Linked DNA regions of Mus musculus: region 1 is linked to region 2. The links are chromatin loops, found by intact Hi-C in ENCODE. Cell type or tissue: left cerebral cortex. All regions are shown on one strand.

Evidence for each region. A loop is a pair of places that touch in the nucleus more often than their neighbours do. Peaks named below come from ENCODE experiments on the same cell type or tissue, not always from the same donor. Only the 100,000 strongest peaks of a DNase experiment are listed, where the experiment ranks them.
Region 1: a loop joins it to region 2, with 2.7 times the contacts of the local background. A loop is called at or near these places in 14 of 42 quality-filtered maps.

Annotation. Positions count from the first base shown.
Region 1 is chr10:68,889,578-68,897,577 of GRCm38, reverse strand. No RefSeq gene overlaps it. Among named protein-coding and RNA genes, the nearest start is that of Gm32931, 71 kb to the right of the region's middle. In left cerebral cortex, no CTCF peak of the experiment used is centred here; a DNase peak (open chromatin) is centred at 4,010.
Region 2 is chr10:68,461,889-68,469,888 of GRCm38, reverse strand. All of the region lies in intron 5 of Cabcoco1 (ciliary associated calcium binding coiled-coil 1), which reads left to right. Among named protein-coding and RNA genes, the nearest start is that of Gm32872, 63 kb to the left of the region's middle. In left cerebral cortex, a CTCF peak has its summit at 4,769 (motif pointing left); a DNase peak (open chromatin) is centred at 4,765.

The sequences.
Region 1 (8,000 bases), 430 kb before region 2:
CCAAAGAGCTAATAAATTTTACTTCATCTTTATGGAGAGATGACTATCAAATTGGACAACAGAGTTTTTAGAGAGCTCTATGCTGGGCTTTCTCTGGCTATACCTTGTCCCCAAGGGTGAGGGCTAGCAGGGCGTAGAGGGCTTCCATGGTCCTTTCCTTTCACATTCCTCAAGAATTAATGCGAACTTCAAGGAGGAACAAATGGGTTTGAAAACAGGTTTGAGGGGGAATCGGCTCAGTGTGCGTGGCGTGTGTTGGATTCCAAAGATATGAGATTCAAGGCCTTGCGATTTCCAGATGGACACTTTGCCACTTGAGCCTCCTTTCTATCATCCCACCTTTTTCTGTTGAGAAGAAGAGTAGTGGAAAAGCTGGGAATTTAGTACAGCAGAAAGTGTCCATAATGCCAGCTCTGGGCATGTGGAGATATGACTGGCTCTGGAGTCCATTGGTGAGGGACACTGTATCAAAAACTCAGAGGTGCAGGGGAACCAAAAAAGATCTCTGACGTTAACATCTGGCCTCCACATAGATGCACACGCATGCACATGAACCTGTGTGCACATGTGCATTCATCCACATGAACAGATTACACACACGAAAGCACACATGCACAGAGAATCTTAGCCAATGCAAGTGAAAGTGAACACACACACACACAGCATCTTAGCCAATGCAAGTGAACACACACACACACACACACACATCTTAGTCAATGCAAGGGAATTAATAACGGAGCCATATGTCAGGAATGAAGACCTGAGACTGGAAGGGTCCCTTTAAACCCAGCAGCTGAAGACATGGCTTTAGGCTCGTACTAGGAGACTACCAGTGAGAGGACCAAGAGGGGAAGGCTGAGTGGGGCTCATTCTCCTGCAATCACCTTGTATATCTCCACTTGAGGTCTTGGGAAGAAGAGAAAGTCCTTCTGTAATGGAGAAGGAAGAACCGTTCATATCTTGCTGGAGGGCAGTTCCTTCCTGGCTCCAGGTCTTGGTGTACCTTGTCTGTGATGAGAGGCCCATGGTCCACACAGCTCTACTACAATCAATCTTAGATTAGGAGCGAAACTGGCCAGGGCTGTGATAAAGCATCCTGGCTCTGATTTCCCACGTGGTGTATGTTCTTTCTGATGCTCCTTACTTTCATGCTTTTCCCTAAGGAGATCATGTCCCAACCGTGGTGCTGAAGATACAGGTCAGAATCTGGAAACCTATCTTTGGCCGAATCAAATCCCTACTGAACTTGGGCATCAAGGGGTGGGGAGTAGAAGCCGGGGAGAACTGCCTCTTTCTGGTGGCTGATTCTTTTCTGTGAAAAAGCCTCTTATTTACTGTCGTGTCAGTCACTGGATTGATTCTGGAAAAATCACACCTTTTATTTCCTTTTGAAAATATTTGCAACAAGGAAGAGGAGAGGTTGCTCTTCTAGTCAGACAGCTGCCCTAAATTGATAGGACAAGAGACTCGCATGGAGGCCAGGTAGTCAGCTACGCTGGGAAGGTGAGAAAAAGAACCTGTCTCCCTTTCTCCTCTCTGAATCTGGGCAGCAGAGAAGGGTGCAGTCATTTTAAGTCTATGACTGGCCCTGACTGAGAGTGGGGGTGGGGGTGGAGGCCTATTAAATGATTAAAAAAAATCAAAGAGGTGGAAAAAAACTACAGTTAAGTCTGTGGATGTATGTGGATGAAGCTAGCCCTTTCCTACCTTCTAATCCAGTGGTTCTCAACCTGTGGGTTGCAATCCCTTTGTCAGGGGAGGTCATATATCAGATATCTTGTATAGCAGATATTTACAATGCGATTAATAACAGTATCAAAATTAGTTATAAAGTTGCAAAAAATAGTTTTATGATTAGGGGTGGGGTCACCACAATATGAGGAACGGTAATAAAGTGTCACAGCATTAGGAAGGTTGAGAACTTCTGCTCTAAACCAATGAGGCCCACAACTGTGTTAGTCCCTTGTTGTGTTCAAATACCTTGAAGACCGAGCATTTTAGGGAAGGAGTTTATTTTGGCTTAAGGTCAAAGAGAGTGTCCATCTTGGTGGTGGGAGGCATGCAACAGTCAGATTATGTGCTGTGGCAGGAACAAGAAGCCGGGTGATCACATTTCATTCCACACAGGAAGCAGCAGAGTGAAAGAGCCAGAAGTGAGGTGAGGCTAGAGAGTCTCAAAGCCCACCCCTACTGATAATATACTTCCTCCAGAAAGACTCTACCTCCTACAAGCTCCCATAACCTCTCCAGAAAGTCCCACCAGCTGGAGATGGAGTGTTCGAGCACAAGAGCCTGTCGGGGGTGTTTCTTATTCAAACCACCTCAATGACAAAGCACTCAGGGCCTTGTCGGTTGCAATTGACATGTGAACTTAGCCGGCTGGTGTTAAAAGTCATGAATAAGCCGGGCAGTGGTGGCACACGCCTTTAATCCCAGCACTTGGGAGGCAGAGGCAGGTGGATTTCTGAGTTCGAGGCCAGCCTGGTCTACAGAGTGAGTTCCAGGACAGCCAGGGCTACACACAGAAACCCTGTCTCAGAAAAAAAAAAAGTCACAAATAGGGTGCTTCTTGTCAGTCTGTCTCCTTGGCCTTCCGGGGGTCCTTTTAAGCCAATATACTTTTTCCTATATTTGTTTTTCAAGTCTCTGCTAAGCCTGCAGGCCCTAGTCTTTGCTTAAGCCTTCTCTAGCTCCTTTCTGAAATATGGATCAGCTCGACCTCACTTTCCCCCTATCTTGATAATTTCAACTCTACTAATTTGTTGAAATGATAACCCTGACACAGCAGCATCCATGTTTGGAAGAGGCCACTGATGGGCAACAGGCACTACCGTGAAAAAAAAAGGAACGATCCCCTAACCTGGGAAACTTCAGGCATCTTGACGTTTGGATGGAGAAGTGAGGTGAGTCTAGTTACGTGCTCCCAGTCCTGTGTCTGGGGATGGACAGGTTTCTGTGGGGGGAAAAGCCAGTGACATTTTCCACACATACCTCAAATACCAGTGTGTTGTCAATCTTGATCTTCTCCTCCTCCTCCTCCTCCTTTTCTTCTGATTCTTTGTCTTCATCGTCTCCTCCTCCTCTTCCTCCTCTTCCTTTTCTTCTTCTAAACACTTTTGTAGTTAATTATCATGTGACTGATTTGGGTATATTCTAAATGTAACCCCTGATTCATGCACAAAAGAGTGGCTATTATGGCAGAAGTGGTGGCGCAAGAATTAAGAGCACTTACTGCTCTAACACATGATCTGCTTGGGTTCTCAGCATCCGCACTAGGTGGCTCACAACAACTTCCTGTGACTCCGGCTGCAGGAATCGGAGGATCCCTACATGCCCATACACATATCAAAGACATAGAGAGCACACATGTGTGCGCACACATCACATGGTCATCACCAATCCCTTCTCTTCACAGCTTTCTGAAGAGAAGTGAAGTGTCCACAAAACACTTAGGGAAAATCTGGAGGCAAGGTGGAATTGATACCCATATATGTCTCAATAAGGTAAATGTAGAAAATGATGTTATTTCTACCCTGCTGGGATGAGACAAGATTTTGGGATGTCTACAGTGGGCTTCTGGGGGGAAAAACATTTTGAATTACATAGTTACTTTAGGGAAAAAAAAAGAACACTGACTAAGAAAAAATGGATTTAAATTTGCATATAACTTTAAATCAATTAATTTTTGAAATGACAAGAATTGAGCCCATTTGTCACTGTGTACAGAAGTCTTGCACAATTTGCTGAGAGAGTGTAAATATAATCACAATATCAGGAAGTTTTTACAAGGAAACCGAACAGATTGTGCCCAAGGACCATTTCAGCCTCTGGACCTTCGGATGGTCGCTTTGAAGAGGACAAAGCTCTCTGGTTATTGTGATCTCTAGCCCCTCCCATCTCATTGCCACTTGTAGATTGCTCTTGGCATGCTGAGGCTCCTGGGAGCCAATGCTGGCAAGCCCCACCACAGGCCACCGAGGCTGTGTAAGCCTGGCTCGAAACAAACAGGAATGAAACAAATGTTGCCTAATGCGAGCCTTCCTCAGAAGCATAAGGCTAAATTCTCATGGCTTGAAAAGAGCCTTTTTGAAAGGAGACATTTGGGACATGTCTTGAGCTGTCACTACATGATACTCAGACGAGAGGAGCCGGGGTGACTTGAGGCACCTCACTTCAGAGAGGACACTGGCAGAAGCATTCACAGAGGGCATCTTGCCCTGAGATCCTGGAGGCCTGTGGCTGAACTGGCTTCCTCTGCCCCACTTGAGCTCAGTTCTACTGAGCTTAGTGACTGTGCACTTCCTCAGAGGGTGAAGGAAGAGCCCTGACTGGTTCTGAAAAATCCCCATTAACTCTGCTCTCCCTCCTCTGAGTAATTTTATGCTTTGTATGATTGTTTCCCAGCAGTGGGTTCAGGGAGAAACTGCATGTTCTCACTAAGCCTAATGATTGCTCTGTAAATATTTATAAATCCAATGCTCTCTTTCCTCTGCCCATACTCCATCTGCCTATATCTTCTCACAAGGCCCTGCCTGACTTTCCTAGACTCTCGTCAACATTCCGTAGGGCTGGGAAGGTATTTTGGTGGCAGCTGACGTATTTCTGGGTTTGCCTACTTATAGTTTGGGAATCTTCATTAGGCAGCCTCATTCAGAAACATCCTACGGCTGCCTCAACCTGCAGAGCATACAGGAACAGAGACACAGCCTCTTCGTATTTTTCAAAAGAGAGCAACTTTTTAGTAAATTCAATTATCAATTGAGGACAGTTCACCCTGAGTGCAGTGATGTAATATATACTATAAATGGTTTTTCATGTGTGTGTTTTCATGTGTTTATATGTGTGTGAGAGAGTGTGTGCATGTGTGTAATAAACAAGGAAGAGAAAGGGTAAGATGAAATCTCAAAGTAATTTTGATTTGCATTTCCCAGCTGATGAAGGATGCTGAGTATGTTTTTAAGTATTTCTCAGATATTTGAGTTTCCTCTTTTGAGAATTTGCTGTCTAGATCTATACTGTATTTTTAATTAGGTTATTTGTTTCTTGATATCTAGGGTTTTTTGCTTTTTTTTTTTTTTGAGTTCTTTCTGTATCTTTGGATATTAGCCCTCCATCAGACATGAAGTTGGTAGAAATCTTTTCCTATTCTGTAGGCTGCTGCTTCACCCGAATGACAATGGCCTTTGCCATACATAAGCTTTTCAGTTTCACGAGGTCCCATTTATTAATTGTTGGTATTATCACCTGTGCTAATTCTGTTTCTGTTCAGAGAAATCTTTTCCTGGGCCAATCGGTCCAAGGCTACTCTTCACTTTCTCTTCTGCCAGGTGTGACGTATCTGGCATTATGTTGAGGTCCAGTTTTGCACAGAGTGGTAAGTCTGGATCCATTCCTATCATTTTTCTAGCTTTATGTGTGTGGGTGTCTCTCCTGCCTGTGGGCATGCATTCCATGTTCATGCATGCCCGATGACTGCAGAAGCCAGAAGAGAGCATCAAATTCACTGAAACCCAAGCTACCAATGATTATAAGCCACCTTGTAGTCATTGAAAGTTGAGCCCAGGTCTTCTGGAAGAGTAACCAGTGCTCTTAACCAGAAAGCCATCTTTCTGGCCCCTCTTTGATTTAAATATTAAAAGGTGTTCAAATTTAATGTAAATAATTTCCCCAAATGCAACAGAGGGTAATTTATCAATCGGGTTGGGGTCGGGGTGGGGGGTGGGGTGGGGGAGTGGAGCTGCCTCAGTGACGCTGAGGAGCATGATCAGGTAGGCATCTGTTGCCTAAGTGAGGAGAAAGTCCAATCTGAACTCTTTGATTGGGTGGAAATATACTTTGGAATATTCTGGACGAGCCCTGCTGTCACAGACTGTAGAGGGGTGGGAACTGCTGCCCTTTAGTCAGCGTGTTGCTCGGCATAGGCAGAAGGCAGCTCTGGAGCCAATCCAGCCAATCCTTTGTCTGTCTCAAATAATCCAGATTTCAAAATTTGATTCATTTCAATCCCAGATTCCTGTTCCGGTGGTTCTCCCCAGAGGCACGTCACTTGGGGATGGCAGTGGGTTTGTGGATTGTGGATTGTGGACTGGCAGCTTCCAGGCAGTTGGCTTTCCGCACATCTGGAACATACCATACCAGGCAGTACCTTTCTCCTTATCATAAGCAAAGAGGAAACTCAAAGTCCCCAAGGCACGATTGCATTTCTGGTTAGCACTTGGGTATATCTGCACACCAACCTTAGAAACCCAGGGCTCCACCTAGGAAGACAGCTTAGATAACCCTAGTACGAAAGTTTATCTTTCTACCTCTGAAATATTATTCTAAGGGCTAATTTCTGCCTGAGTTGCCACTGAAGGGATCTTCAGAGAATAGAATGCCATACAGAGAGGACAATGAAGGATCTGTAGAGGGTCAGGCGCACCTCGGGGTGCCTGTCTATCTTAATGGAAACAGAAGGCAGCACAGTGATAGAGCAAAACCCTTTATCATGGGTGCCCTATCTGTGGATTCCGATCTCCTTGAGCTTACCCTGGCTGCGGCACTCTTGAACTTGTACTGGTCTCTTAGCCTCTCTCCATCCCAGTGCCCTCAGCCCTCGCTGAGCTATGTACAACCTCGTGACCCTCCAGAGTTGCCCCAGATCGGTTGGTCTAAGCTAAGCGCTTCCCCAGTGTAGATAAGAGAACGTGTGACCGGTGCTTTGTGGGAGGCCAGTCACAGGATAAGCCCCAGTCGGCCATATTAGTTCTTACCACGGACACTAGTCTCTTAAAGGACATAAAAATCATGAGCCCTTGGACCCTAGCAGTTCTCGGAAAGCATCCCGAACAAGCCAATCTGCTTTCTCCACCAGGACGAGCTTGATGGTGACCCGAATGCCATGACGTAAGCTCGGAGGCTGGGGAAGCAAGTACCACTCAAGGTGGTGGTTCTTCTGAAGGATCCATCAGTTGCAAGGTACACCTCTTTCCTATGACACTGTCTCATTGCAACCTATGACGATCAGCATCCATCTCTAGTCATTCACGTTTAGACTCTTCCTCCCAGATGGAAGGCTGGGCCATTAGAACTTTTCCAGCCCAGTTATCCTGTTTAGAATGTGGTGCTTTCTGAAAACCATGGCCTGGGGCTCATACTTCCAAGCACCATGGTTGGAGAGCCTCTCACAACCAGGAATGGATGGCTGTCTTTCCAGGAATAGGATCTAGTTATTCCTTCCGGTTTTTAGTCATTTGCCATGGATGTTTCCCGCTTCCCCTCTCTGGTCTCTGTCTTGCTGTAAATCCATGATCTAGGATTTAATAAGTCTGTGAAGTAAGTCTAGGAAGTTGAAGTGTGAATTTTAATAGCTGTTCAACTTATATCTGGAGGTGTGCATTATAATTTCAAAATAGTAAGAGGTTTTGATTTCCCTTTCTAAAGAATATAAAAAAGCAAAATGAAAGCAAAGATTTATTTCCATTTAATAAAATTAATTAGGTTGCCCATTTGGTCTGAGAATTTAAGTTGGTGAATTCCAAGTCAACAAAGCTTGGCTGACTTTATATATTTCAAGTACTGGAGGATTTGAAAATGTGACTGTCAGACTTTCCATATAAATGCAGAACTATCAGATTGTTGAATAAAACCTCGACCTATTAATCTTGTAAGTTCACAAATTATCAGACTTTTGTCAATATTTAGTGTGCTTCGTCCTCTTTGATTTCCTAGAACATCACAAAGAAAGTGTCACTGTTGCACCATGAATACCTCAGTGCTCATTTCCAAGTAATAGGAGCTTTAGAAAAGGCCACTGTGTGCCGGAGAGACCGCTCAGCAGTTAGAGCTCCCACTGTTCCTCCAAAGGATCTAAGTTTGGTCCCCAGCACCCTAACATGAGACTTACAACCATCAGCTACCTCATCTCCAGAGGATTCTGTGCCTTTGGCCTCTGTAGAGGATCCCATGTCTCTGGCCTCTGCAGATACTTGAACACATGCATACCCTTATGTAGACATACT
Region 2 (8,000 bases):
GTGTATCTTAAGGCAGGCTTTTGACTGACCACAGCTTTGAAGTGCAGTTCCATATGGGCAAAAGTGGGGAAATAAATAAACACATAAAGAATAGTGAGGGGCTTTGTCTATAAAGAGAAAGGAGTCCTAAATGTGGACAAAGAGAATAAACCATGGAGTGTTGATGTCATTGGTATAAACTAGAAAATGTTAAGATGAGAGTCCATAGAGACTACTCTATGAGATTGATGATACACACATTGGTAGACATTAGATCAACAGTAGATACACAACAGTTGGTAGATAGTTGACAAATAGGTAGATAGGTAGATAACAGATGTGTGGGTAGAACAATGATAGATGGTATATGGAGGACAAATGATAAATAGACTATGATAGATATATAAGTATCTAGATAGATAGATAGATAGATAGATAGATAGATAGATAGATAGATAGATGATAGATAAAGAAATGGCTTTATGATACATGATGTATAGATGATAGATAGATGATGGATAGATAGATAGATAGATAGATGATAGGTAGATAGATAGATAGATAGATAGATAGATAGATAGATAGATAGATGATAGATGGATAGATGGATAGATAGATAAATGATAAATAGATGGATAGATAGATCTATGATTAATAGATGACAGATTAGATAGAGATAGATGGATAGATAGATGGATGATGGATATATAGGCAGACAGACAGATAGATAGAAAAAAACTAGGACATATCTCCATGTTTGTCCTCTGCTAAGGTACAGAAGAATAACACTTCTGTGAAACAGCATTCTTATGTGTCAAGCTTTTTCTGGAAGCCCTGACACTCTACACAGTAGATGAACCTTAAAGACATTGTGCTAAGTGAAGTAAACCAATCGCAGCAGAGCACTCTCTTCCATGGAAAAGTTGCTTCTCTCAGTTTTTTTTTAAATCAGAACAACCAGAAAGTAACTAAGACATTGCCACAATAAAATAAGCACATTTCACACCTAGCCCTTGACTTGTAAATGCCAGACAAAAAGCAACCAATGTCACCTTTTCCAACTAATAAAAATAAATGGTACAAATGACTTGAACTCTGAGGCACAGCAGGGAGGATAGCACTAGCCTGCCGCTTGTCCACCTTGTTGGTTGTTCAGAACATTAGATATGATTTTGACAAGATAGTTACCAAGAAAGAAAAGAAGCAAATTAAAAACATTGACCAAAATGCAATATGAGATTTTTTTAAGTCCCAAGTTCAGCGTCTTGGGTACATGGGGAAGTTGATGTCAGTCATTGAGGGGGTGGACTGAGGAGTCCTAGTTACAAAGGCATGGCGATGCCATTCCCTTCCCCTGAAGAAGGAGCCATGTTGCAAGCAAAGCAATAATTGTCCCCTCAAACTTCTGATTGTATTCTTCCAGCGATGGCGCTTAAGAAATGAAGTGCTTTGGTTGCACTACAATTTGATTTTATTTTGATTTTCCCCACTTGGGAAAAAAACCAACTCCTTTACTTTGGGGGGCGTCACAAAAGATGAAGGAAATCCAGAGGACTGTGTTTCCACATGTCACAAGTACCTGCACAGGGCTGTTCAGTCCACCTCTGATCACAGTTGCTAAGGTATGGAACCAACCCAGTTGCTCAGCAGTAGGGGAGATAAACCAAGCTGTGTATACACGATGGAATTTCATTCACCCAAAAGGAAAGCGGAATTACATCGTTTGCACAAAGATGGATGAGCTGGGGATGGACTTAGTATCATGGTATTACGGGAGTTAAGCCAGAATCAGTAAGACAAATATGTCTTCCCATTATGGGTCCTAGATTTTACATTGATACATAAATCATATATGTGTACATGACGTAAGAGGAGATGTGTCACTGTCTAAGGGGATGAAAAGGACCAGGGATATGGTCAAAATACATTGTGTGCTTGCATTAAATGTCCTTATGAAATACTTTACTAAGGATAATGAATATATGCCATTTAAAAAAAAAAAAAGGAAAATACAGAAGAGGAAAGTTACTGATGGCATTGCTGGCAGCCAACTCTGATGCTACAATCCTGACCTGCCAAGCAAGATATGTCCACTTGTGCAATAGTGGTGTGGAGGTTAGCAGGTAACCAGCCACTGAGGGTTTGGACTCGAAGCCTGCTTGACAAGAAGGAATTTCATACCTTGTCATGTAAACATGATCTAAACTTATGGTTTGGAAGGTCAAAGGCCCAGAGAGGAGGGGATGCTATTTCAGCATGTGTGTCAAATGCACATGCTGTCAAGCTGCCTTCTAAGTATGTATGCTTTTAGTTGTAGATTAGTGTAGCCCTTAGGCTTAGTGGTACGCCAAGCACACACACAAACACACACACACATACGAATAATAATGATAAAAGTTTTGAAAAGAAAAGAAAAAGGGATAAAGGGAGGGAAATGGCAAAACAAAATAAAATGTCATCAATAAGACATTTTTGTGTGCAGGAAATATTTTGATATCACACAATGATATGAAATCTAGTGGAAGCTGACTCAGAAGTTGAGTTAGTTTGACTTCCTGATGTCAAGACATTTCATAACAATGACTCTCTTAAGATTTTAAAGAAAGAACTTGTCTCATGAAGTTTCTGATGAACTGGATTCTGGGTAAAGGGGAGGAGGCATCAGTCAGTGATAGAACACTTCCCAACCCCCAGCATTGCACAATAATAAAATATTATAGAATATAAACTAGAATAAACCTACAATAAAAAATCCAAAGAAAACTGGCTAAGTGTGGTTAAATTATTAAAGTATCTGACTACATAAAAGTTGCCAAATTTACAGAACAGTGTTTTAAATAATATGATGTGTAAGCACTTACCTAAGTTGTCTTGTATTTTTAAATCTACCTTCTGAATTATTTATTGACATAAAGGTCTATCAGTAGGAGCTAAAAAGAAAAGATATTAAATTTAGTCACTGTGGCTCAATTCCCTGGGAAAACAGTGAAGTAGCATTTTAATTACCAGCAAATTTAATGTTACCAACCAGGTGTGAACCATTGGAAAGTCCACCAGCCTCTCTACCTAAGCAAGTGTTTTCATGAGTATGATATTTTTAATTTTTTAAAAAATTATTTATTATATGTATGATATCTCTGTGTATAAAATATATGTGTGTTTATGTGTGTGGGGCATGTCTGTATGTGTTTGAGTTTGTGTATAGTATAGTGTGTGTATATACTTTGTGTGTGAATGTACTTTTGTATGTGTGTATATGTGTGTGTACACTTTGTGTATATGAATGTATTTTTGTATGTGTTTTCCTGTGTGTATGTACACTTTGTGTGTATGAATGTATCTTTATGTGTCTCTCTCTGTGTATATTGTATGTGTGTGTATATCTCCTGTGTAAATGTGAGTGTTTTTTGTATGTGTGTTCATGTGCTTGTGAGTGTGTGTGTGTGTGTGTGTGTGTGTGTGTGTGTGTGTGTGTGTGTGTGTGTTTAGGTCAGAGGACAACTTTCAGGAGTCAATTCCATCCAACGCATGTTCTGGGGTTGAATTCAGGGTTGTGCATGGCAAGGGCTTTTCCCCACTGAGATATTTCTGCAGGCTCGCTTGTATGAAATCTTGACAGCATCAGTTTCTAATAAGGAATGCAGACCCCGAAAGCTGTCCCATTTATACTGCACTTATGTTATTTTGTTTCAACTACAAATTCCTAGACTATCAAAGCTACCAACATTTGACTGTAAGGCAGTTACATCCTACCACAGAGGTTCTCAAAATACCCAAGGCCCCTCCTCCGCTTCCTCTCCATTGTTAGGATTAGTCCACATGACATTTCTTTGAGCAAAATCCATAATGAGATGAATAGTTTTCTTACTGGAAATGTGTATGTTATATAAACAGTTATTGGAACCATATAATCTATATCGATATCCACCAGGCCTGGTCCTTCTCAGATTTAATGAAGCTGTCCATTCAGTGTGGCTGTCTTGAGCTTACAAGGCTCTGTTTGTCTTCAGAATAAGGCCAGGCTCACAAAGACACATGGCAACTGCCAAGATCATAATTACTTTTATATTGATTTAAATCTAGTAAAATATTAACATTTCTTATCTCTTAGAGGATGGTTTGAGAATATACTACCAAAATGTGAGTTATAAAAAGGCTCATTTTTTAAGTCTGTAATTTGGGCCAAATATCTACCACAAACATTGTAGTGTATGTTTCCAGAATCTTTATGTCTTAGAGAGAGCCATTCAACAATTTATATTTTGATTCTGTTCCTATATTTGCTAAGATTGATTTACCTATCTACCACCTAGTTAGCTAAACATGCCATTATAAGTAATATATATCATTTGAAAATAATGTGATCTATGCAAACAACGTATAAACACATCCTAATTATAAGTAATAAGTGCACTTTTGTGATGTCTCCAGGTTTGATTAATTAGCTTGTTCTAACATATACCAGCCATTTTAAAGCATGCTGTAGCTTTGACCTGTTTAGCTTTTGCTTCATTTAAAGCATGCAGCTCACCCATTTTACTGTGTTTTAAGATAAAATGTACAAAGACCACATGCCTCCCAAAGAAAGATTAAATTACTTCCAGTCGTTTTAAACCGATAGACAAAAGCAAACTCACATGAAACCTATCATCCTGAGTTTTGACAACATAGAATTTTCCAGTTCAGGGAATACACACTCTATCTGAGACACTTCATCAAAACAGGGATAAAGGCCGGAAGGGCCTCAGCAGCTGCAGCTTGCAGCAGAGTCGCACTATGGCGCCCTCCTGTGGAGGTTTGCTCAAAGATTCATCTGCCTGCCCTTGGGAAAGATTTTCCCCCCATCAGCAAAAAATCAAGGCATTCAGAATTAAGGAAATTCTATCTGGTTGAGTCATTCCTTCCATTTGTAACTGGGCTTTGAGCTGCTTTTCAAATCCAAAAACCATTTACGGTACCGAGGATTTGCAGATCAACATACACAGAAGGGAGTGAAGCTTCTCATCTTTATGTCTTAATTATTTCATTGAAGTAGCTATCCCCCTTGATTTTAACTTAATTAAGAGCTAAAGGGGGCAACCAGAAAACTCAGGCCCTGAAGCAGGAAGATAAATTCTTCAGTAAAGACATATTTTTTTTAGATTTGTTCAGTTAAAACCGGTTTTGTGTTAGAAGCATAAAGACTATAGATTTGTAATCATAACAAAGAAAGAACAGTGAAGTTTAATTTGATTAGATTGTGTATTTATTTATATTTATTAAATATATGCAAATGGTGACCATTAGATTTTCAAACCATTAAATTTTTAGCTCCACTTGGAAACTTACCTTTTTCACCCAGAATAAATCAATGTCATTTATTAGATGTCTGTCCCAAAATGATGGGTCATTTATATTTTCTCACCAAAACTGATCCTCCTCCTATGCTCGATATTCTGGGTATAGAAATGTGATCTATGTTGTATGAGACATATACACACAAAGACATTCACATGTGCCCCAATATCTCTGCACTTTTGAAACAAATTTCTGAATAGATCTCAGTCTGTGCCGGATCCCCCACCTGATGCACTAAGCCTATCTTTCCTGCTGCATCTTCTCTTGTCCTGCTTCCCTGTGGAACCTTTTCAAAGTTATTAATGCTGAAGACCTCTACTAACTACTCAAAACTCAAGGCTTACCCTCTCCCCCATAGAAGTTAGGAACCACCAGAGCATGGTTGGGTCACCGCCAACCATAAAATTATTTTCATTGATACTTCATAACTGTAATTTTGCTACTGTTATGAATTGTAATGTAAATATCTGATATGCAGACTAACTTAGGCCACCCCCTGGGAATCCCCAAAGGGGTCGCGACCCACAGGTTGAGAGCCACCTTGGATCTCTTTAAGGAGGGGGATTGACTGAAGGGAGCTCAGAGAAAAACAAGAAAGCTATCCGCAGCATTTGACTTTACAATACAATGGATTTTTTTTTTTTTTTGGTCTCTGCATGTAAATCTCTTTAAATCTGTCTCCTGCAAATGGAAATGGGAAAACACGGGATTTTTAAAGCCTAAATGTCTGTAATTACAGACTATTAGGTGACTGCCGCGCTCATAACTTGAGAAGTGAGCTCAGCTCTGTCTGAAGCCTTAGCCATAATCAGGAGATTATAAGTGAGCACATCCACACTACACGTGTAGAACAAAAATCTTCAAAACAAAAATAGCATGAGAAAGTGTGTGGCGGAGTTGGGGACAGTGTCAGCTTCCTTCAGTAAAAAAATACCTTAATTAGTAGGACCAGATTAGATTAGAAGCATAATTGAGAAATTCAACCTACCCAAAGAGTCACCAAATTGGGGGGGGTGGGGGGGGAAATCTCAGAAAAAGAAGGTTGGCAGGTTGGGGAGTGGCAGGGAGGGTATGTTCAATTATAATACACACTGTATGAAGATATTGCTGTATAACCCAGTGCTGTATACATTGAATATATGCAATGAAACTTAAAATAAATAAACATTAGGCTAAATAATCTCAGTGCCAGGCATCTTTTTGCCTTCTGGGTTTAAAAATAAAAATTCTAGGAGCTGGAGAGCTGGCTCAGCAGTTAAAAGCATTGACTATTCTTCCAGAGGCCCTGAGTTCATAGCAACCATCTGTAATGGAATCCAATGTCCTCTTCTGATGTGCCTGAAGACAGCTACAGTGTACTCATATTCATAAAATAAATGATTCTTTTAATAAATAAGTAATTCTAGAAAAATGAGATTAGCCATCAAGAAACAAGGGTGATATCCAAACTACTTAAAACAGACCAGACTTAAAATAAATAAGATAAAATTGGGTCACAGTTAGACGATGTCCCTCAAATAGATCCAGAATGAACCTCATGGCACCCCGTATTTCAGGGCGTGCCCTCTCCAGAAAGCTAAGTAGCATCAGAGAGATGGTAACCTTTCTGGTCCCCAGGATAATAATGCAATCCCTGTCAATTAGTTTGGACAAGGGGAATCATTAAGACTGGGTAACTGCGATCCTTAAATACAGAGTCTACGTTCCCCACCAAGAGACTTCAGGCAGGCCAGTCTCAGGGAACCGCAAGCTCTGATTCGGATAGCCCTCCTCTCCCCTTGTCTCCACAGCACCCTTATGGAGTATCCCATTGTCCCAGAGGTGGCCTGTCCAAAAAGCAAAAGCCTTCCTTCCATAGCACAAGATTCAGCTGGGAATTTTAATGTTGTTTTAGCACTACAGTCCCTTGGGGAGAAAAAATTGTTTATTCCCAAATGACTCTTCTCTCTGTGTTTCCTGTCTCGTGAGCTAGAATAACTCCTGAGTGAAGGAGTAAGGAAAGCAGAAGAGAGAAAAAGAAGATGCGGGAGGGAAGGCAGAGTTCTGACTTGAGTTGGGAAGCGCTTTCCCTGAAGATTTGTGAAGTGCAGAGGGTCCCTGTGTTGTCTGCAAAACCTGGTCATTGGAATGAACCACGATGTGGAGCTCGATGAAAAAGAAAATATTGACACATGTTCCAGCACTTCCTGTAGGCAGCGGCTTAACACCCTTAGCTTCTGGCCAAAAAGCAGTCAGTTAACTATATCTAAGTTGTAATTTGCTGTAACTGGATGTAATTGGCTAAAGTAAGTCCTCCTAACGGTCCCTCCTCTGGTGATGTAGGAATATAGGCACTACGGCTTATTATTTCGCAGCTGGGGACATAAAGGACAGACAAGATCTGATGATGGAGTCTAGGTATCATCTCTCAGCATCCATTTCTTGCTCTCTTAGCCACAAAAGACTGTTAATAGCGAGAACAGTAAGGGAAACTGAGGTCACGTGACCTGACAGTCTTTATAATCAACTTTAGGGTGGTTTGTTATTGCTGTTTGTGGGGAGGGCATGGATGGGACACACAGTCTCTAGCAAACCCCAGGAATTCCTGTCTTCATGGCCACCCTGTGTGTGTGACAGACAGATGAGGCCTTTTTCTGGCTTTTATGCGATTGCTAGAATCTGAACTCAGACCTTCATGTCTGCAC